2 separate regions of the Mus musculus genome follow, and region 1 is linked to region 2. Evidence: chromatin loops called from intact Hi-C (ENCODE). Cell type or tissue: left cerebral cortex. All regions are shown on one strand. Links, peaks and the distances in the headings refer to the core of each region. The heading gives the core; the rest is flanking DNA. Region 1 overlaps Slc35f3 (solute carrier family 35, member F3). Region 2 overlaps Slc35f3 (solute carrier family 35, member F3).

What was found. A loop is a pair of places that touch in the nucleus more often than their neighbours do. Peaks named below come from ENCODE experiments on the same cell type or tissue, not always from the same donor. Only the 100,000 strongest peaks of a DNase experiment are listed, where the experiment ranks them.
Region 1: a loop joins it to region 2, with 5 times the contacts of the local background. A loop is called at or near these places in 2 of 42 quality-filtered maps.

What each region holds. Positions count from the first base shown.
Region 1 is chr8:126,320,379-126,332,383 of GRCm38, reverse strand. It overlaps Slc35f3 (solute carrier family 35, member F3), which reads right to left. Exons shown (of 8, transcript NM_001363500.1): 3 at 11,061-11,385. Among named protein-coding and RNA genes, the nearest start is that of Gm31165, 35 kb to the right of the region's middle. In left cerebral cortex, for the core only: no CTCF peak of the experiment used is centred there; DNase peaks (open chromatin) are centred at 5,443, 5,986 and 9,642; H3K27ac peaks cover 1,202 bases.
Region 2 is chr8:126,266,270-126,278,274 of GRCm38, reverse strand. The region is part of intron 2 of Slc35f3 (solute carrier family 35, member F3); the gene reads right to left. Among named protein-coding and RNA genes, the nearest start is that of Gm31165, 19 kb to the left of the region's middle. In left cerebral cortex, for the core only: no CTCF peak of the experiment used is centred there; DNase peaks (open chromatin) are centred at 5,029 and 5,646; H3K27ac peaks cover 900 bases.

The DNA of each region.
Region 1 (12,005 bases), core at 2,443-10,442, 54 kb before region 2:
CTGTTGTGAACAGACATGATGACCAAGGCAACTCTTATAAGGACAACATTTAATTGGGGCTGACTTACAGGGTCTGAGGTTCAGTCTTTTATCATCAAGATGGGAGCATGGTAGCATCTAGGCATGGAGGAACTGAGAGTTCTACTTCTTGTTCTGAAGGCAGGCAGGAGAGAAGACTGACTTCCAGTCAGCTAGGATGAGGGTATAAAAGCTCATGCCCACAGTGACACACCTACTTCGACAAGGCCACACCTCCTAATAGAGCCACTCCCTGGGCCAAGCACATACAAACCATCACAACTGTGCTTCCATAGCAAATGAAAGCAGCTGATTTCCATTCTGACCTATCCTATGGCAAGCCTATGTTCTTGCTCCTTAATACACAGTGTTCAGAACATGCCCCATGTGTGTTGTTCTGCACTGCCCAGGCACTGTCCCCAGGTTCCTGCCTATGAGGAAAGACTGCTTTTGACCACCTCTTTCTTAGATGTATTTATGGAGAAGACTAGGGCTGTTGGGGAACAAGGGGCCCTGGCACTTTCTCTTTGAACACATTGATGATATTTTTGATAACAGGAACAAACTGGATCAGAGGTTTCTGCAAGTCCCTTTCTGATTGTTCTAAGTCTCTGGGTAGACTCTTTTATGCTAAATTGAGACTTTAAGTTTCAGTTTGCCTATCAGTTGGTTCACCATCTTGACTAAACATAACAGAATGTTGAAAAATTCTTCAACATTAGCAGGTAACGTTGGGCAGGACCTCGGCCTCTCGGTTATGGACTATGAGTCTTTGTATCTTTTATATGCCATACACAGGAATCTTCCTCATTATTTGGTATATGGTGCTGATAAGTCATCAAAACCCATGGGAGTAAGGGTTCCCTCCTCTTGGGACCTAGCTGTGTGTGTGTACATGTAGGTGTGTGGTGTGCTGTGTGTGTATGTACATTTGTGGTGTGTGTGTGTATGTGCGCTTATGGTGTATATATGTGTGTGTATGTGCCCATGTGTGTAAGTATGGTGTGTGTATGTATGTTTGTGACATATATATATATATATATATATATATACATATATATATATATATGTGTGTGTGTGTGTGTGTGTGTGTGTGTGTGTGAGAGAGAGAGAGAGAGAGAGAGAGTGAGAGTGTGTACGTGTGCCTGTGGTGTGTTTTGTTCTGTGACAGACTTCCTCACTGACCTGGACCAACTCAACAGGAAAGCTAGGCTGGCTGGTTAGTGCCCCAGGTACCTGCTGCCTGTCTCTGCCTTCCCAGCACTGGGATTGAGAGTGCCCACAACACTCAGCTTTCTACATGCATGCTGGGGATTTTACTCCCATCCCCCAAAGCTAGTTTTCCTTGCTTCAAACCTGCTAGACTGACCTTGAAAATGTTCAGAGATCTTAATACTTATGCTAAAACATTAATAAGGCTCTACTTTAGCCAGGGATATCTTGGCATACTCCCTGCCTCCAGATGTAACTCCTCTAGTGCAGCATAGCAGTCACATAAACACTTTCATTCTTCCAAGCACACACCTTCACACAGACAGAGGTTCTAGGGCTGACCTGGGGCTGACCTTTTGACAAAACTCAAGCAACTGAGGCAACAGCTCAGTGGACAATACATATAGGATTTGAAAGCACAATGTTAAAAACTGTTGAAGTATAAGCCAATCCCTGTTACCTGTTCAAGGATTAACTGAGATGCTAGAAAACAGATCAGCTGGTTGAGGGAGAGCAGGAGAGACCAGGAGCTGGTTCCTCAGCTCTGATTTGTCCCAGTGAAGCTAAGAAATGCTTCAGGAACTCACAGCCAGAAACTGTCTGGAGTACTTCCCTATGCCATATTGCAGTGTGAACTCAGAGCTGTTTACAGAGAGGTGTGGATGGGGGCAGATGCTGGACGGCACTCAGGGTGCTAAAACAGTAGTGTGATGTTGTATCTGCCTGGGGGTTGACAGGGCATGTGGACCATCTCTCACCTTTTGTTTTGAAGGTTTTCTATTTTTATTTTATGTGTGTAAGTGTCCTTCTTATATTTATGTCTGCATACTAGGTGTGTGGAGTGTCCACAGAGGCCAGAAGAGGGCATTGGATTCCTTGAAACAAGAGTTACAGATAGTTGTTAGCTGACATGAGGGTGCTTGGAACTGGACCCAGGTCTTCTGGAAAATCAGTGTTCTTGACCTCTGAGCCATCTCTCCAGTCCTTCTGTCTTGTTTTTATAAAATAAATCCTTGAACAGTTTAAGCACCACCCTAAAACAGATACCCATGCAGCCACTCTGGGTCACTTCCTTCTTTTCTGACACAGGGAACCCGCTGCACAGCTTTGTTTCCAGACACAGAGCCACTGATCCTCAGTTGGCTATGTGCACATGTGTGTATACATTAATAGGAGTGGCATTTTGCTTCGGTTAAAATGGTCTCTGGATTTGAGAATGCTCCTTTGTAATTTTCATTGTCAACTACAAGGCTACAGAAAGGACCCAGATCACAAATTGCGGTTTCCAAATCGTGTCCAAACCAGTTATGAAAACAAGCAACACCAACACACTGAAGTTTGTGACTTGATTCACCAAACCTTGAAGAGTTCATTTTGTCTCCACTCAGGTACTAGGCCATTGACTGTTTGCTATCTATCCTGGTATAAAGTACTCTGCTTCTGCAGCTGATCTGCTGCTGAGTTGCTCTGGAGCAGGAGGCTGCATTCTCTGGTTTAGCACCTTATGGTGAGAACAGTAGGAGTCGAGGTAAAGAAGTCTTTTGTTCTGCTTCTGCAAGATTTGTGTGGCTCTGGGTTAAAGTCTTGGGGAGGAAAAGGGGAGGGAAGCCTGCCTCTGCCCTTTGTTCCCAGCACTTTCAGAGTGTGTATTCACAGGGTAAAAAGCTCACTATGAGTTTGCACCTAAATTCAGGTTATACATTGAATAAGAGTTTTATCACAGAGAGCGTCTACATGCATATCCACTAGGAGTAATTATCTGGTTAAACATTCATCATTTGTTACTAGCTTACAGGTTCATGGAAAGTTAAAGACCTCTTCTTGAAGTTTTTTATAGATAAACCCAGTCAATATCTATCTCCTGTTTTTGCACCTGTGGTTATGACCTTTGGTTAATGGTTTTTGTAACCTCTTGGAATGCGCCCTAAGTTTTAGAAGTCTTTTGCTATCTCAGAAGCAATTAAGTAGTTCTGTTACAAAGGGGCTCGAATGTCTTTGTCTTCATTGCCATTCTGAAAAGATGGTGACCTTAGCATGCTATATGTTTCTGCAGAATAAATACTGTTTGTTTTGGCATGATATCTGAGTCTGGGGTTTCCTTCAGCAATTTTCAACCCTTACACTCTCGTGGAGTTTGCCTTCCTGAAGGAAATAAATGAGCATTGAGATTTGGTCTATTGCTATCTATTGTAATGCTAAGTGTGTTATCTGGTTATCTCACAGACAGAGTCCACATGTAGCATGCTAAGTGACCCTGCCCCCAAGTTATTTCTGATTGGTAAATAAAGATGCCAACAGCCAATAGCTAGGCAGAAGGGACATAGGTAGGGTGGGTTGGAGAGGAACCATGAAGAGGAAGAAGGTGAGGAGAGGGGGAAGGAGACGCCTCCATGGGTTGGGAGTCAAGAGAACATGGCCCTGAGGTTTGCTCGATTGGAGTTAAGAGCAGCACAGTTAAAACACAGTAAGTAATAGCTCGGGGTTATCAATAAGAAGTAGATTCTAACAGCATAGAGGGTCGGTAGCTGACTAGCTTTTGTACTGTTTAAGGCTTATTATAAATATAAAGGTTGTGTGTGTCTTTCATCTGGGAACTTAAATAGCTAAGGTGGGGTAGAAACCTCAGGCCTGGCTTTAAGTAATTTCTACAACAAAAGAGTAAGGGAAGCACTCTCTCACTCCCTCACTTGGCGCCTAGTGCTACAGAGAAAGATGGAGCCAGGAGGAGGTGGGAGCTCCCCTCAGGTGTGTGCTCCCCTCAGACTGGGAGCTTGCAGATCCTCCTGGTATGGAGTGCCTTGCTCCTCTGTTTCTAGGAGCAGTTGATAATGAACTGCTTTTGGGAATGATGGACTGTGTGGGCCTGGGGCTCAGAGTGAGCAAGGGGAGGGGAGGGAAGCCATCGCTCAGCATGGGTACAGCACAGGACACAGGAGGTGAAGGGCAGTGCTGACTCCTGCTGTCCTGCTACACCTTAGTATTCACCACAGTGCCTGGAAACCCTGCTCTGAGACTACCTGGGAAGAACACTTATCTTCACCACGCTGCAGCTCAGCATCAGCAAACCCGGATATAGAAATGATTTTCACCAACACAAGGGATTTTTTTTTTTCCTTCTGAGTCTGAAAAGGAAGCTGAGCATTCCAACATTCCCAGCAGGAGCCCTGGCTCTAGGTTTACATCCCTCTCATTTGCTGTCATTCAGGAATTGAGCACACGCCCCTCCCCCACCAGAGAGACACCGGACACTCATCCCACCTCCAGTGTGAAACTCCAGCATATGCAGCTAATGGTTACATAAGTGGCTCCAGGAATCCTCCTTCCAACAATGGCTCCGATGCTATCAGTCTTCTTCTCAAAACCTTGAAGTTCCTGTTCTGAAGACTTAAGCCCTGGGGCAGGGTGTGAGGTGGGGGTGGGGGTGGGGGAGTGTGCTGGGGAGATGGCTCAGTGGTTAAGAGCACTGACTGCTCTTCCAGAGGTCCTGAGTTCAATTCCCAACAATCACATGGTGGCTCACAACCACCTGTAATGGGATTTGATGTGCTCTTCTGGTGTGTCTGAAGACAGCAACAGTGTGTTTGTATATATAAAACAAATAAGTAAGTGCTTAAGCATGGGGACCTACAAGAACCCACAAGAATGATAGTAGAGACAGACAGATTCCCTGGGGCTTCTGGATAGCAGCCTAACCTAATCAATGAGTCCCAGGCCCATGAAGAACTCCATCCCAAAGCGCAAAGGCAAAGTTGATGCATCTGAGGCCTGAGGCCTGAGGTTGACCTCTAGCCTCCACACATGTGTCCACATGCACCCTCACACACACAGACACGCTCATGCATACATGCAAAGGACAGAGCCCCAGTCTGCCCTTGCTCTAAGACCCACTCTGCCTGTCCTAGCAGCCACAATACAAGCCCTTGTCTGCCTCAGGTGACATCTGCCCCCACCCCCCTCATGCTCCATTCTGGTTCTCTGTGGGCTTTGTTCCCCCTCTATGAGGTCTTTAGAGGGAGGGAAACATCTGTTTCATCCACATCTGCCCACATGTCCCGGAGAGGCAGACATTAAGGAGGTGTTTGCTGAGCTAACCTGGCCTGCAGCCCGCCTCCATCACACTCTCCAGGAGTGGTTTTAAAACCTGCAACCTGGTTGTCACTGCGGTAGCTCTGGGAGTCACGCCAGCTCTGAACCTCTTCTGCACAGAGCAGGGGCTCCCTGGGATCTGCTCTCACCCACACACCTCTGCTTCCCAGGATCCGGGCTCTCCATCTGTTTACAACGTTCCATACCTCCCTCAGCATCCAGAAACCATCTGTCCAGCCTCACTGCCTCTTGGCTTCTCCCCTGTGCGCCGGGCCATGCACCCCTGAGCCTCTTCTTCCTGCTCCCCACCCCCATGCACCTCCTCTCTTGCTCCCTCCATAGACTTTGAGCTCTGAGAAGAGAGTCTCTCTGATCACAGCTTCTCAGTGTCTCTCCTTGATACACAAGAACCATTTCCAGACTGGACCACCTAATATCTAGTTGCAGACCGGAAATTTGCCTCTGCAAGTTTGACAACACTCCTACAACAATCTGTGTAGGGAGGTGAATCTCAGCCCTTGCAGGTTGAAGACACAGGATCTGAGATGGCCCTTGTCTCTGAGTGCTGTTCTATGCCCGAGGAAGACAAACAGTCAGCATTTGGAAATCCAGGACTACAAAAGCTAAGGGGAGCTGCTACCACCTCTCTATCTCTTCCCTCTTTCCCCATAAGGAGGCCTTGGCTGTGTTTGCTTTTGAAAGCAGGTCACTATGGCTAGGAGTTTCTGGAACACCCCCTGACAGGGCTGCAAAGGCTCCATCTGTTCCATTTTGGATTCTGCTGATACTCCTGGGTCTGAGATACCATCTTCCTGTTCCAGGGTCAGAGGGGCTGGTAGGGCATCTCCTCACATTCCCCTCAGCAATGTCTCAGCCTTCCATCCCACAGTGGCACCTACCCAGGGCACAGCTGCCTGGGATTGTGGTCACCAGCACCTTTCAGTTGCCCATTGACTGAAGACTTGTAGTGGGTTTGGTCTAATGCTGCTTATATTATGGTAATTTGGGACCCCAAAACTGTTTGCATGTCTGCATGTTTTACAACATTGAGAGACCCTGCCCCCAGTTGGCTCTGATTGGCAAATTAAGATGCCCACAGCCAACGGCTGGGCAGGGCAGACAGAGCCAGGACTTTTAGGATTCCTGGGCTGGGGACAGAGAGAAAGGAGAGGACAAAGATCCGCCATGCTGGGAGGAGAGGAGAGCCACCATTTAGGACAGAGAGTGGTCCTGAAGAGGGCTGCCTGACCAGGTTCAGGGCAGCAATGATGATATATAGAATTTAATAAGTAATAACTCAGGGATATTGGAGAGAGGTGGATTAGCCAGGTGGAGGTTAGGAAGTGGCCCAATCATTGAGCTATTTTAGGCACGTCAAAATATAAAGTCTCCTGCCCCTGTGTGTGTGTGTGTTTCATTTAGGAACCCAGAACACTGGGGGCATGGGTAGCAAGAAACACTGCCAGTGCCAGGATCAATCTGAGTATTTAATTGGGTATGGCTACAAAGTCTTCCCTGAGTTCTGGCCATGCTGCTTCCTCCATGCAGCCTGTGACTATCTGTTGGGACATCCCAGCTGTCAGTGAGAAGCAGAGAACCCTCAGCTGGAGCACATGTCACCTGGGGATAGAGAGGGTTCACTGGGAAACCCAAGGCAAGAGCAGAAATCCCAAGTCAGTGGGGCTGAGACTTGCCCACTTCTATTTCCTGATGCCTATCGCTGAGTGTGAGATACCTGGCCAATGCTCTAGCATAATAATGTCTGAAACCTCTAGGGCTGGGAACTCATTTCTCCAAAATGAACACCCTCATGGTGCTATGGTGTCCTGCTCTCCCATAGTACACAAGGCACAGGCTACCTCATTTGCTGGAGCCCTCAGTAGAATCTCTTTCCTTAAGTCCATGCACTGAGCTGCAGACAGCAGGGCTCTGGCATGTGTAAGCATCCGTTTATTAACAGCCAAGCTCTGAGAGTGTAACACATCCAGGGAGCCTTCCCTTGCACGTGGAGCAGAATCAGAGCTCAGATATTGAAGTACTCATCTGTTCCATGTGGCCAAGTAACTCCTGAACCCTCTATTTAAGTCAGGCCCAGTAGCATTTACATGGGGGTATACATGAGTCTGAGTGTGTATATGGAAACCAGAGGTAAACACTGGGGTGTCTTCCTCTGTCTTATAATTTCACATGCTCAGGCATGGTCTCTCACTGAGGCCCGTGCTTGCCAACTTGCTCTAGGGATTCCCCATGTCTGCCTCTAGAATACTGGGGTTGCATGTGGGTTTCCATAGCTACCTTGCTTTTACATGGGCCCAGTTACCGGCTGAGCCACCTCCCAGCCCTGGATCAGGAGCATTTTAGAAAGCTGGAAGCTGAGACTAGGCAACCCCAGGGCTTTGACACTCACCATGCAGCCACAGGCTAGCAGCAGATGGCTTCCTAAACACGGCTTAGGACAGCAACTTTCAGTCCACCCAGACCCACTGTCACAAGGACCCAGTGACTTAGCTCTCTGCTCAACGCTAGGTGCTACATACCTGCTTCTCTTTAGTGGCTCCCCATCCCCCCAGCTTTTGCTCAGGAGTGAGCAGTTTTGTGTTCCCTGGAATCCCCAGAGGAGCTGCTTCACTATCCAGCTTTTTTCTCGAGGCCACAGGTCTCTGCTTGGCTACTGTTCCCTTGGTTCTCTGCTAATGCTCTCTGCCAAGACACCCATCTCGGTGTCAGCTAAAGCTTCCTCTAGCATCAATTTTGATTAAAGCACAAAGATGAAAGATGTGACTTTAGTTCTTTTCCACTTTGTGCATCCTAGACTGTTTAAAATCCTCCCCCATCTGTGCGTGACAGCGGTGACTTCCTCAGACTCTTCTGGCTATGGAGGGAGAGCCCTTCTTCACCCCTGCAGTGCGTTCATGCTTCTCTGGATGCCTTGAGCATCTCCATCTAGCCACAGAACTTCTACAACCCATGCTAAGAAAAGACCACATTTAGAAGTAGGGATAATCTTCAAACTAGAAATTGGGCAAGGCATAAATTGGCTTTGTCTTCCAGTCTCCCCCTCTTCCCCATTGTTCTCAGACAACTTGGCAGTGAGCTGAATTCTTTTTTTTTTAAATAACTTTTAAGTTATATATATATATATATATATATATATGTTTGTATCTATGTGTGTGTGTTTGTGTGCACATGTGTGTGCTGGTACCCACAGAGGTCAAAAGAGGACTCTCTGCATTCACTGGATCTGAAGTTACAGGCAGTTGTGAGCTGCCCAGAGCAGGGGCTGGGAACCAAACTCCAGTCCTCTGTAAGAGCAGCAAGCACCTTTAGCCACTTACCCACTGTGGTGGTTTGCATATGATTGGCCCAGGGAGTGGCACTATTAGGGGGTATGGCCTTGTTGGAGTAGGCCTGTCACTGTGACCCTACCCCTAGCTGCCTGGAAGGCAGTATTCTGCTAGCAGCCTTCAAATGAAGGCATAGAACTCTCAGCTCCTCCTGCACCATGCCTGCCTGGATGCTGCCATGCTCCCACCTGATGATAATGGACTGAACCTCTGAACCTGTAAGCCAGTCCCAATTAAATGTTGTCCTTTATAAGACTTGCTTTGGTCATGGTGTCTGTTCACAGCAGTAAAACCCTAACAAAGACACCCATGTCTCCATTTTCTTTATTGTGTGTGAAGGCCGCATAGGGTGAGGTGGGGCTTGTGCGTGCATATCATGCCATACAGGTGGAGATCAGAGGACAACTCCTAGGGGGTCAGTGCCTCTCTCCACCACATGAGTCCTGGAAATAGAACTCTGGTTGTCAGGCTTAGGGCAAATAAATGCCTTTGCCTGCTGAGCCATCTCTCCAGCCCTTCTAGACCTTCCCTGGATGTTTGTACAGGAAGCCAGTAGACTGGAACCCAGGCATTGGTGCTTTTCTCTATATGACTAATCTTTCCATGTAGTCTTTCATCTTGCTTACTCTGACCTTGCCACCACCTTAAGTTGGACACCACGTGTGTGTTTTTCAGCCCAACAGTTTAAGGTGTGCTAGGCTGTCCCTGTCAGCAGTCATCCTTGTCCCCAGGTGGACTGTCCCCACTGCCTGTGTTTAGGACAGTGCTGTGCTACCTTTGAGGCTCAGGGACTCTCTGTGTGTGTGCATGGTTGATGGGAACCGGAGGGAACATTTGTCTTGTCTCCTAATTACAGGCTGATACACTCAGGACCACTTAACTATCAAATGCATCCTTTCCTGGGTGTCTGCTTTTCTCCATGACTCAGGACATTATTTCCTTCTTGCCTGTGGGGATTTCTTGGGCCCCACTCACAGTTCCTAAATCTATTTGCTTCCTGTCTTGGCTGCTGTTCAGAAGTACTTGCTGCATTAAGTATCTCCCCAGCCATTTCTGGCTGGCTCAGGAGCTGTTGCCTTAAGTCAGCATGGAAGAAGACTCTATGGCCTCTGGGTTCTTGTCCCTACAGGAGGCTGGCCATGGAGCTCTGTGCAAATACCATCAGATCCCCCTCCTCTCAAATTTGTGTCCTGTGTTACAGGTAGATTTTTAAAGGATCCCAGCTCTAACTGTGTGAGGACACAAAGGCATATTCCTCAGATAAAATCTGGTTCCTGTAAGGCTGCCATCATTGTCCAACTTCTTTTCTCCCTGGTCCCAGTGATGTTCTTTATCTGTGGCAACTTCAGACAGTAGGCTGTGCTATCCCATGGGCTGGTGGTCCTGGGTGCTGTAAGAAAGCAAGCTGAGCAAGCCATGAAGAGCAAGCCAGTAAGCAGCACCCTCCATGGCCTCTGCAACAGCTCCTGCCTCCAGGTTCCTGCCTTGAGCTTCTGCCCGGATTTTAGCAAGAACGGAGTGTGCTAAAGACACTTAAGACAAATACATTGTTTCCTTTCTCTCGCTAGGTTGTTTTCGGTCAGTGTTTTATCACAGCAACAGAGGCACCACCTAGGACAACAACCTTAAGGGGGATGTGTAATGGATGGGTGGGTATGGTTGGAGGAAGGTGGTGAGAACGCAAAGGAATAGCTATGACGTGTAGCTTTTGTTCAACCTCAGGGACTGATGACAAGCAGTTTTCTGTGGTCAATGGTGTCATCCCAGCCAACAGTCTTTCTTGGGTGTTTCAGGCAAGACAGATTAACTCGGTCCTTGGACACAGCCTATGTTGGACACAGAGCAACTAAGGACGTGATATTATGAAACCCTGTGGGTCACACCAGTGGCTCTCGGGAAGGTCTCAGGGAAGGTGCTGCACGGTGAGGTTTGGGTCATCATTTCGTGGGAGATGATATGATTCATTAAGTATGCACCCTGCCTTGTTGTCATTCTGTCATTCACACAAGGGAGGACACCGTGAACACCTGGTTCCCAGCACTTCTGCCCTTGACCTCAGCATGACTCCACTCCCCTTGCCAGAGTGAGGGTTCTGCTTCCATTTCTATGCCTCTGAGACCTACAGTGGCCATTTCTAGAAGATGTTGCCTGTTCCCTATTGCATAGAAATGGGCTGCTGTGGGGAGGGGTGGAGGTGAAGACTGGAGGCTTTATCATCAAAGGCAGAGAGAATTCTGACCTTGACTTCAGGACAGAGCAGGTGCATTTTTGTGCATATTGTGGTGTCTCACCCTTGATCCCTCCCACAGCCCACCAGCGCTGACCTCCAGGGTCAACTCAGCTGCCTGGCACTTGGGGAACGGCCCCCAGGTGAGTGATCGGCGGTCTAGGAGTCCCTACCTGTATCTCTGTTTCATAGACTGCTTCTCTGTGGATTTGCACACATGTCCTGCGTAGTACAATGGGAAGAACAGAAAGTTCCAGTTGGTGGCAAACCACGTCAGGGTGAACGGTGCGTCGAAGGTCTTGAAAGTCAGCCTGGCGAGCTGCGTGGAGCCGGCCCAGGAGGCGCACACGCAGAACACGACAGCCACACCCCAGAAGACCTTCTTGAGCCGCTCCTGAGAACATGTCCAGTTGTGCCGGCTTGTCCTCCCACCAGCCTCTGTCCCAGCTGGCGCCTGGGCCTCTGCAGGGCCCGGGGGCTCCCGGGGGCGCTCCTCCCCTGAAGAAGAGAAGGGGTGTTAGCTGGGTCTTCCACAGTTGGATCCCTGGCAACCATTCGGGGGCAGGCAGGTGGGATGCTGGGTAATGCTCTGGACTACAGCTGGAAGATGTGTGCTAGGTTTCCTAACCGAAGGCCACTGGACCACAAGGAGTGATTCTCCAGGTCAGGCTCTGTCTGTATCCTTTAACACTGCCCTGGGGAACTTTATGAATGGCAAACTTTTGGGCTCCAGATTCAGATCCTTGGACTGCACCTGATCCGCATGGAGAGTTTGAGGAACATATTTCCATAACAGATGGAGAAGCAGAAACAACAGGTCTCATATGTCCCAGGATGCCACCAAACTTGCTATGAAGTTGAAGATGACCTTGAACTTCTGATGTCTCTACTTGTTCCTCCCTGGGTCTAGGATGACAGCTGTGTGCCACCACATCCAGTTTATGAAATAGCAGGGGTAGAACCCAGGGCTTCACGCATGCTAGGCAAGTGCTCACTAACTGAGCTACATCCCCAGCCTGACATATTTATTTGTGGTGTCAGGAATGCAAACCCAAGGCCTTGTAATGCTAGGCAAGTTCCTAATCCTTAGCCATAACCCCAGCACTTGCCACCACTTT
Region 2 (12,005 bases), core at 2,518-10,517:
CACAGACATACATGCAAACATTCTTTTGCTTCATAAAGGATGTTCCCTTCATGTGTTCATACACACAGACACACACACATCTACATATATACACATATACATAAACACAGATATATATGTATATATATATGTATATATCCACATTCTTCTGTTTCATAGAGGGTGTTCCCTTTATGTGTTCATGCACACAGACAGACACATACATACATACACACACCTACATATATAACACATGCACAAACACAAACATATGCACACATTCTTCTGCTTTATAGAGGGTGTTCCTTCCATGTGTTCATACACACACATGCACACACACACAAACACACCTACATACACACATATGCATAAATACAGACATATATACACACATTCTCACATATTGCATACATACATGTACATGCATATACACATGTGCACATGCATATGCATCCATCCATGCAAACATACAATGGCCTCCAGTCACATTTTCTGCTAAGTTCTGACAACCAAAATTGTCCTTAAATATTGTCCTTAAATGTCCCCTGGAGTGGCTGTTTCCCCATCTCTGTTGGAGAGCCATGTCCCAACTCTCTGACTGTGATTATCACTGTATCACCTGTCTGAGATACCTATGAAAACAGTAAGCATCCTTCTGTGAATGTTTGAGTTGTTGGGAAGCAGGGCCTGTGCTATCCAGGTGGTTCCCAATGCTACAGAGAGCTGGGGAACAGGGACGGAGAGTAACACTTTTCCAGACAGTAGGAATTCAGCAGAATGACAACTTTAGGACCTACCTGGTATTCACAGAGGTCCTCTGGGAGAGCGGCACACACAGCAGTCTGTGCCACCATGTACCTTCTAGCAGGTTCTGATGCAGGAGAGCCATTGCCCCCTAGATGTGTAGCCCTGTTGTCTGTTCTCCAACAAGGTTGCCCAATCTCAAGGCCTTTCAGAGAAAACTCTTCACAAGGCAGCTTGAACAGACCATGGAGCACACTCTTTGGTCATTATCTATGCAGAGCTTTCATTCAGTGGAGATCTAACATCTTAGTGATGGAGTAAGACAGAGAAGAGAAGCTGGCCCATTTGCAAGGACCCTGCCTAGACCTTCCAGGATACCCTTGAGTGATGTCAAGGCTGGGGCAAGGAAGGGCAGCACACACTGGCCTCCAAATCCCCCTGAGAACAAGTGTCTAGGGCAGGGCTGGGATCTTTGCTGTGGTCTACACTGAACACTGCAGGGAAGCTTTAAAAAACAACAACAACAATAAACAAACAAACCCAACAGGAACACAGCAGCTAGAGGCAGCAGGAATCTGCCATTCATGATGTTAGCCACTGTAGGATTTGCAAGAGGAAAACCATGTGAGTCTTTTCAGAGCCTGTGTGCATTCTTTCATTCATCCCTCCATTGGACAAAAGCTTGGCCTCAGGCGGAAGCAGGCAAGGCTTTTACTTAGGTGCTATCTTCCTGGGTTTCATGCTGTGTCATGCCAAGGAAAACTAGGAGTCACGGGAAGCAGGAAGAAGCAAGAGGCCCCTCTCATGGGGAATTTTAGTTACAGCCACCACCTTGTTATATACATCGTACTGTGCTGCATGTGTGGAGGTCTGAGGACAACTTGTGGGAGTTGGTTCTTTATACCATGTGGGTCCCAGGAGTGAACTCAGGTAGTCAGTTCTATCAGCAAACACCTTTACCCGCTGAGCCAGCTCGCCAGCCACGGCTTGTATTGTTTTAAGCAATGCGGTGAATAGCAATTGGTTCCTGTGCCCCTGGGAAACAGAAACATCCATGCTGTGCATTCTATGAATAAAAGTGGGCTTGATCTCAGTGTTGATGACCCCTCTGACGTCAGGTTTGGTTTCTCACGGTGAGTTTGATGCACCAGCTACTTTACCCCGTCCAGAAAACAAATCAGAGTGTAATCAAAGCTCAGCTTTCTCGGCCAGCCCTGCTGCCAGCCAGCATCCCTGAAGGTCTAGCCCTGAAATGTCCATTCATGGTGGACTCTGAAGGTGACATATATGCATGCTGCCATCTGAGAGGAGTGTCGAAGGGGGCTGAACCCAGCTTCCATAGATACCAACACTCAGGTTTACTAACTGCCCTCTGGCTTGGTGTTTGGAGAAGAGCAGCCAATCTCATGAGATACTGGGTTGTGATATTAAAGACACAGATTGCTAAATGCCCGTGTTCTTGGCACCCAAGACCTTGGTGGCTGCAAAGCATTGTGTCCTCCAGCATGTTAGGACAAAGCAGAGGCCGTAATCCTCACCCAAACACGTCTAACCTTTCAACATTGCAATAGACACTGCCATCTGCCAAGTTCACAGTTGAGAACTGTGCAATCAAATTACACAGAACCTCTCCTCACCATACACACACACACACACACACACACACACACAGACACACACATACACAAGGAGGCAGACACACACATACACCATACACACACACACATTCACACATGCACAGACATACACATATACCATACACACACATACACACAGAGGCAGACATACAATACACCATACATACACACACATACACACACACTCACATACAGCAGACATACACATATACCACACACACACACACACACACACACACACACACACATACTCACACACAGGCAGACACATACATACACCATACACACACACACACACATGGGGGCAGACATACACATATAACACATACACATATACACAAGGGCAGACACATACACCATACACACACACACACTCACACACATACATTAAAGATGGGTAGCCTCCTCTCAGATCAACATATCGTAACACATGTCTTGTCTTCATATAATTCTCAAAACGCCTTCCTTCTGGAGTCCCCAAGGCAGCTGAGAAAACCTCTCTGGTCTAGGCTCTTCTCAGAGGAAAGAAGCCAGTGCTGGAGCCTTGTGCCTCTAGAATGTCCTTTGGGTTCCCTGAAGGGCTGACCCAGTTCACACTATTACCTCTGTTGCAGCATGGTCTGACTACGTCCAGAAACACCTCTCAGGGACTTCTCCAGGCTCTTGAGACTCTTGGCTAAGGTCGACTGGAAAGAAAGGTGGAGTGAGGGGCCCAGTCTCAGGTTTGTTTGTTACAAGATGTGCAGAATCTTCTAAGTGAGCTAACTGAGTTTGCAAATTAAATTTCTTAATTGTACTCTTGGCTTCCCCCAGCAAGGCCACTTGGCTTGCCAAGGTCCTGAGAGGCTGACTGCCCACAGGAGGACTGTGCCAGGGTGACTCAGGAGGAGAGCCATTTTCTCACTGGGCTATATGTGTGTGCGCTGTCTGTGACCATGCCTGAAGGCTGGGTTAGGTGGCTTGGTCCTCTCTTCCATTGTTTCGAGAGTGAAGTGTTTCTCACTCCATATATGTACATGTCTGCCCATGTGTGAGTGAGTGTGTGTATGTGTGTGTGTATGTTATCTGCTTGTGTGTGTGTGTATGGTATCTGCCTCTGTGTGTATGTGTGTGTGTATGTTATCTGCTTGTGTGTGTGTGTGTATGGTATCTGCCTCTGTGTGTGTGTGTCTTCCTGCCTGCCTGCTTCTCTTTGTGTGTGTGTGTGTGTGTGTGTGTGTGTGTGTGTGTGTGTGAGGGAGAGAGAGAGAGAGAGAGAGAGAGAGAGAGAGAATGCACAATGAAAGCAACTTAGGGGAGAAAGGGCTGATTTGGGCTCATGGTTTAAGTGTTGAGTTCATTGTGGCAGGAAGACATGGTGACAGGAGTGGGAGGCAGCTGGTCACATGGCATCCTCCATCAGGAAGCAGAGAGAGATGGATTCTGGTGCTCAGCTCACCCTCTGTTATTTATTCAGTTTGGAACCTCAGTCCACAAAATGGCACCCCCCCCCCACACACACACACATTCAGGTAGGTCTTCCTATCTCTGCTAGCCTAATCTGGAAATGTTCTCACAGGCATGCCCAGAAGTTTGCCTCTTAGGTGATTCTAGATCCTGTGAGGTTGATTGTCATTATTAACACCACAAGCAGCTACAGATCTTGAACCTATGAATTTGAATTTGGGGGAAATTAGGAGCTAGGACAAGGTCAGAGTTGCAGTGTATAGCAGGAGGAGGACACACACACACACACACACACACACACAAAGAAAGAAAGGGGAGGGGGAGAGAGAGGGGGAGGGAGAGAGAGAATGCATTTCTGTGTCTAGAAGCAGTGAATCCTGGGAATTTGTCTTAGGTTGGAGTGGCACGCCATCTCTCAGGCTGCCTCTGTCAGCAGGTAGCATGGCCACCAAGTAGCCTCTAAGAACATAAGGCAAAGCATGTATTGAGGTCAGGGAATCCCTCCTTTGCGCCAGCTACTTACTGGAGGTTATAAGGTGCAGTAGAGCAACTTTGCTTTGGGCATCTTCTCTATTAAGCTCAGGGCCAGGTTCCTCACCCTATTAGCAAGTGGCTGGCTGAGTCTCTCAGGTACCCAGCAGTCCCTCTGTGATGGGGACAGGCCACATGCTTTGTCCTAAGTCTACAACAAAGATTAAATGAATAGTAACTCACATAAGACCCCCAGAATGTACCTAGTGCAAGTGGCTCCTTGGATGACTGTCCTTTAAGGTCTTTCCATCTGCCATGGGGTAGGAAGCTTGGGGAGTGGGACTGGAATAGATCTACAAAGGTTTAATGTGTCCAGCTGGGAACAACATAATTCCCCTTTTTGGTATCCATCCACCCAGGGAAAATTCATCAGCTGTTGAGTCTCAGCTCCCCATGGGATGGGCACAGGGCTGTGTGTCATGTGGTTCAGGATGCCCCTATGACAGGCAAGGCGTTCCTCAGCAGAACATTCATCTAGGGAGCCACAGACAAGAACCCCAGAGACACAGAAAAGTTCCTAGGCAGACAGCAATGTCCCTTGCTGTGATACATCGCATACAAGAGCCCAGGGGCTGTGGCATAGAAGCTGAGGTCACAGTTGGATCACTGTCTATACCAGGCTGTTAGGGCTCTCCGCCAACTCACATTGTTCCAGACCAGAAGGAGTCCCTGGAATGAAGACACACATTTCTGACTTTGCCACTGTAGCTCCCACACTGTGGAGGTTGATTTGCATAAGCTTACCCGAGCTCAGGGTCACACAGATTGCTGGTGACACCTCGTTTTCCAGTGTGTCTGTGAGGGTGTTTCTGGAAAGATCAGCATTTAAAGCTGAACACAGTCCAGTGTGGATGGTGACCATTCAGATTTTAAGGACCCTGGACAGGACAGGTAGAGGAGGGGGAAGTTACTCTAAGTTGTGACACCAATCTTCTCCTGGTTCTGGTGTCTTTGGACTTGGACTAGAAACTACACAGTTAGCTTTCCTGGTTCCCCTGCTAACAGACAGCAGAGGTGGGGAGCTCTTGGCCTCTGTCATCACATAAAGCAGTCCCACCACGCATTCCTCAAAACAGCCTATTGGGCATGTCTCTCTGCAGACCCCTGACTAGTGCGCTCTAAGCTATAGACATGGTAAGGAACTACATGGCTCAGCCTTGCTTGATAGAGGAGGCTTCCCACCCAGGGATCGGTCCTTAGTCTACACCAGTTCTAGCTGAGGAGGACAGTCTGGAACAGACATCTTTCCCACCCTAGCCAGACTGCTGCCAGATGCTCAGATCTGGAGCCCAGAGATGAGGTGCAGAGTCTAGGTCTTTGGTGCCAGCTCTGTGGAGGAGTCTTAGCTCATGCTGTTGGCTGTCTACAGTCCCTGGCCCTGCCTCTTTTCTCCCTGGACTGGTTGCTAAAAATTCCATGAACAGATTCCATGCAAGTCCCAATGTCTTCACAGTACAATTCCATGTACTCAGGGTATCAGATATCAGGTCCTGGATACCACATGTGCTATCCACAAACCCTTCCTCCTGAGCCACAAGGGAGGTGAGAGACATACTTCTCATGTGTGACAAGCCCATTGGCTTAGAGGAGAAGAAAGTTAGTTTCTCAAGTCACTGCAGCATGCAGAGCTAAGAGTCTCAGTCACCTTTCTCTCTAGCTTCAGAGATACCCTGGGGGTGACTTCATGCTTCATGGTTATCTCTTGAGACCCACATGCCTCTTCCTAGACTGGAGTCCCTCCTGCCACTGGGACGGTAGGGTATGGTGAACAGAGCCTTCAGTTTTCTGGCAGATGGTCAGCAGAGTCACAGACACTGAGGTCTTTATGCCAAGACCCATTAATGGTCACTGTTGTAAATAATGGTGACTCTCTGGCAAGCCATCTTGTCCTTCCCAGCTTGGGATGGCTCCTCAGAGAGGTTTGCTGCCGTGTGATGCCAGAGTGGCAAGGTCACGTGGCGGGTGATCTGAACACGGCTCTGCACCTCCTCTTCCTCCTGATCATTATTGATGCCGAAGAAGAACAGCTCTGTGGTCAAGAGGGAACTGCAGCTGCAGGACTCTGGTGGGTGACATAACTGTTCAGCAGGGATCTAGATGCTTCCAGGGACATGAACCTTTGGGGGAGCATCCCAGACCATCATAGACCTTTGGAGGTTGTCTAAAGGTCACACTCTGATCCTAAATTCAGAGAGCATCCCAGCACCATGACATCATACTGCTATGGGGGAGCACAGCAAGACACTTCAGAGGCTCTTGACCTCCAAGAAGCAAAGTCCAGAGAAAGAGCTGGCAAGCAATGATCTAGACCAAGCCTAGCCTCTGTTGGGTCCAATGGACAGAGTCCTATCTATGCCAGATGCTCAGATGAAGAAGAGGCAGACTTGGGCTGGACAGCAGGACAGCCACTTTGGAGAACCGTACGCAGATCATCTTCATCATGCCTCAGCTTTTCCATCTGTGTGACAGTGTCCGTGTGTCCTTCTCAAACTGCAGTGGGCAGGAAGTAACAACTTTTTCATATGCCTGACCTTTTCATATTAAACCTTCTTCTTGCTGGGGTAGGACTTGAGATGGCTTCCCTGTATACTACAAAGGTGGCTATTCTGTAACTGTTTTACGTGTGTCTGTGTGTGCATGTGTGTGTCTGTTGTGTGAATGCATACCAGTATGCAAGCGCATGTGTGCATGCCCATAGACTCAGAGGACAGCCCTAGCTATCATTCTTCAGGCTCTGCCTACCTTGTTTGTTTGTTTGTTTGTTTGTTTGTTTTGAGACAGGGTCTCTCACTGGTTCTGGGACTCACTAAGTAGTTTAGTCTTGCTGGCCAGTGACAACCCTTGTAGGGACTGTCTGCCTCTGCATCCTCAGTGCTGGGATTAGAATGCACGCAGGACACCCAGCTGTGCTTTTGTTTTGCTTTGTTTTGTTTTTTTGTTTTTTTGTTTTTTTTGAGGCAGGGTTTCTCTGCATAGCTCTGACTACCCTGGAACTCACTCTATAGACTAGGCTGGCCTCGATCACAAAGATCTGCCTGCCTCTGCTTCTTGAATGCTGGGATTAAAGGTGTGGGCCACCATTGACCAGCTGCCATATGTACACATATATGTATGTATATGAGTACACATATACACATATGTAAAGTATACTCATATAAATTATATATAATATATAAAATAATATAGAATATATAATATAACATATTTATATGCATAAATTTTATATAGTATATATAAATCATATAAATATAAACATGTTTATAAGTGTATATTTATAAATATATACATGTATGCATATACACACACATATATACAGACATACAGACATATATATGTATATATACTTTTAAATGTGGTCTCTGGTGATCAAACTCAGATCCTCATTATTGCCACGTAAGAACTTTACTGACTGAGCCATCTTTCCAGCTCTTATCTCACTGGGCCTCATGTCCTAAAGGTTCTACAACTCCCCAATGGCACAACACCATCTGGGGATGAATATGTAGGGGTCATTTATACCCAAATCATAACAGCTGATGGGGGGGGATCACAGAGATAAGCTGAGCAGAAACTCACACTCACACTGTGATGGAGAAAGCCTGAGTTTTGCGCTACGACACCACCACTGTGATGCTTGGCACATTGGTTAGGAGCTTGGAAATTTGTGTTTACAGGTGACGTGGTGGATGTGGAACTTTTCATTGTTTTTATTTATCAGGATACTTTTCAGAAATACATCATTACTTTTTATTTATTATTGCAAAACAGAATAGCAGCCCCCCCCCCTTGCCCCCAAGTCATAGCATCTATTTGCTGAGTGCCAGGAAGATATTTTTCTTAGTTTCTCCATGAAGGCTAAAGAGAGCTGCCCTTGAGAAAAGCATCAGTCACACTCCTGTGATGCTTGCTTCTACACAAACCTCCCTATCCAGAGCTTATTCAGACGAGGGGATCATAGTTCATCCTGCCAGCTGTTCAACAGCAACCAAGAAGCCTTGAAATGTAACGTTTCAAAGTATCACTTAAAACCCGTGGGCAGAGAGGCCACCACTGTGGTTACTAAGCTCAGAAAAGCTACAAGGAAGAGCGGGTCCTTTTCAGCTGCTTCTTAGAACAAGGGGAGGAGGCAGAACAGGAAAGACTCCTATAAATGTCTGTGGCGTGCAGATCCTCTGCAGCCCCTACTATGCTTGCATTAGTACACGGTTTTACGAGACATATTTGCTTCTACTCTTGTAATGGGGGGGGGGGGAGGAGAAAGCTGGCATAGCTTCTCAGTAATCACACACCCCCGAAATCCCCACTCCAACCCCCACCCCATTCCCACCCCAACTCCACTCTGCCCCCACCCCTCCCCCTGCCTCCTCCTCCCCTGCCCCAGGGCACTGAGCAGAGAAAAGAAAAAGATTGCTAGAGACTGAGGCAGCAGAGGAGCCCTTAGGAGAAGGTAGTGTGGGTCCATGGCAGGGGAGCATAGAGCAGCTGCTTGCCCATGTCTCAGTGGATCAGGAAGCATGGAGGGGACAGGAAGAAGGGACTATAAACTTCAAGGCCCCTTCCCACTGAGATTCATTTCTAGTAGCTAGGCACCATCTTCCAAAGGTTTCAGCCCAGCATGGATAGCACATGGCTCTGAAGAGCTTGGGTGGCTCTCACTGAATCCAGATGATGGGTTTAATGCCAAGGTCATGTAGAGGCCCAGTGATGTATCTGCTGGGGCATGCCCTCTTCTTCTCTTCTTCTCTTCTTCTTCCTCCTCTTCCTCTTCCTCTTCCTCTTCCTCTTCCTCTTCCTCTTCTTTTCTTCTTCTTCTTCTTCTTCTTCTTCTTCTTCTTCTTCTTCTTCTTCTTCTTCTTCTTCTTCTTCTTCTTCTTCTTCTCTTCTTCTTCTCTTCTTCTTCTTCTTCTTCTTCTTCTTCTTCTTCTTCTTCTTCTTCTTCTTCTTCTCCTTCTCCTTCTCCTTCTCCTTCTCTCCTCCTCCTCCTCCTTCTCTCCTCCTTCTCCTCTTCTTCTTCCTCCTCCTCCTCCTTCTTCTCCCCCCTCCTCCTCCTTCTCCTTATTTCTCCTTCTCCTTCTTCCCCTTCTTTTCCTTCTCCTCCTCCTCCTCCTTCTTTTTAATTGTTTTTTAGAATAGGATCTTGCTATATACCCCAGGCCAACTCTCTGAGTGCTGGATTATAGGTATGTCCCACCATGCCAGGCTGAAAGCATTTCATTTACTTATTTTTGGTAGTGTGGATATTGGATCAGGTCACTGCACATTGGAAGCAGGCACTCTCCCTGAGATACTGTGATGGTTTGTATATCCTTGGACCAGGGAGTGGCACCATCTGAAGGTGTGGCCTTGTTGGAATAGGTGTGACCTGGTTGGAATGGGTGTGTTACTGTGGGTGTGGGTATAAGATCCTCACCCTAGTTGCCTGGAAGTCAATCTTCCACTAGCAGCCTTTGGATGAAGACATAGAACTCTCAGCTCCTCCTGTGCCATGCCTGCCTGGATACTGCCATGCTCCCACCTTGATGATAATGGACTGAACCTCTGAACCTGTAAGCCAGCCCCAATTAAATGTTGTTTTTTATAAGACTTACCTTGGTCATGGTGTCTGTTCACAGCAGTAAAACACTAACCAAAACAGATATATCTCCAGCATGTCAGTAAAGTTTTGATCTTGTAATGATTGGGAGCAGTGGCTCAAACCCAGGGCCTGGAGCACACCAGGCAAAGCCTCTGCCCCTCAGCCTATCTAAGATAACCAGGAGAGCTGTGGGTTTGTTAACGGGTGAACAGATTTGCTAATAGCAAACAACCCCTGTGCACCTAGATTCATGATCCTCTGTACATTGTGCTTTTAATAGATCTGGGTGTGACTGGCTGGACTATCACTTACAACGTGTATGTATGTCTTTCTTTTTTCTTTCACAGTTTGGCTCCATGTTATCAGGGTCAGGCTAGGTCTCTGAGCATCTGGCAAAGAGACCTTGCCCACCTGATACTGTTCAAGCTGCTTCATCATAAGCTCCTGGAGTGAGCATCTGGGCTATCTTGTGGGTTTGGCATCCCAGGTCCCCAGCAATGAGAAGAAAGGAAACTGATGTTTAATAAACCTAATTTTTTAAAAACTACACTTCTTTATTTACGTGTGTGTACACATGGAGGCACACTTAGCAGTTAGAGGACAGCTTTCGGGTGTTCTCTTCTTACAAAGTGTGCGTATAAAGGAACTCAGGTTCCAGGCTCGGCAGTACATGTTTTCACCCACTGGACCATCCCGCCAGCCCCAGGAACACTTACTTAAGATACAAAATGAAGATAGATACTGTTTGCTACTGTTTATTTTGTTTCGGTTTTGAGACAAGTTTTCATTAGAAGCTCAGACTGGCCTTACACTCGTTGTCCTGACTCAGCCTCCACGGAAGCGCTGTGGTTGCAGGTGTTGAGTGCTACTTCTTACTTAGAAGGACGGGAACATTTAGAGAAAGATGTGTCTAGAGAAGACCCTTAATCATAGAATAAGCAGAAAGTCTTTTCTCGGTCAGATAAGGCTGCCACAAGTGAAACAGAGGAAACTGGGAAACCTTGAGTCCACGCTTTGGTGGCCGCTTGCTTATTTCGCCCCCTAGTGGATTTCCTCCGTCATTTAATCCTGGCGATTAGGATTCTGGGAAATAGTCAGGCATCATGCTGTATTCTCTTAACTTTAACCTTGATCAAGACCCATTGTCTTTTCCTAGCCGCCTCTGCACTCTCAGCCCCAACAGTCCTGTTTGGAGCCCTTTACCACCCCCATCAAACCCCACATGTCTGTTTAATTTAATAGGATGATCTCCAGTACCATCTATTTTCTGGGAAACAAGATTTTGATCTTTATGACGTAATAGTATTCCATTATGTATATTATGTGTGTGCGTGCACCTCATTCTTTATCCCTCCTACCATTGATGGGTATCTAGGCTGATTCCATGACTTCAATATGGTAAACGTCACTGTAATAAATGTGAGTATGCAGAAATCTCTGTGGTCCGCCAGCTTTGATGCCTTTGGAGATAGATATAGCCCCAGGAATGACTTGACTGGATCTTGTAATTCTATTCCAGGGTTTTTAGAGCTTTCCTTGGTGACTGGATTAGTTTATATCCCACAAGGAGGTATGGGGGTCTCCTTCCATGCACCCTTTCTAGCAACTGTTGGTTTTGCTTGCTTGACCATCGCAGTTTTGACTGGGGTGAGGTAGTGGGATTGTGTTAGCGCTGTTAGGGAAAAGGGTTGCAAAGTCTTCCCTTCAAGCCACCATGATCCTCAACAGCAGTGTCAGTGTCCTTCTGGTCATTTGTTTGCCTGAAGCTTATTTTCTAGAAGGTTCTTTGGGAAGGCTCATGGAAGCACTTACCCCACCTCTCTCACCACCATGCTTTCCCATGAGGATTATGTGATTTGTGTCTTTTCTATTTTGATGTGAAATCCCTGGGTGATATTTCCTGCATTTGGGTAGATTATAAAGGCCATTCATATTCTTGTTGAACGGTTATCAAATACTTGACAACAGTTGACTTTTATTTCCCTGTCAATCATTCTCCTTTCCTCTACTGGTTGGGAGGACTTGCTGTCTCCTCTAAACTCCTGTAATTTTTATAGGGGAGTGCCACAGAGCTGGGGACTTTGCCATCGTTA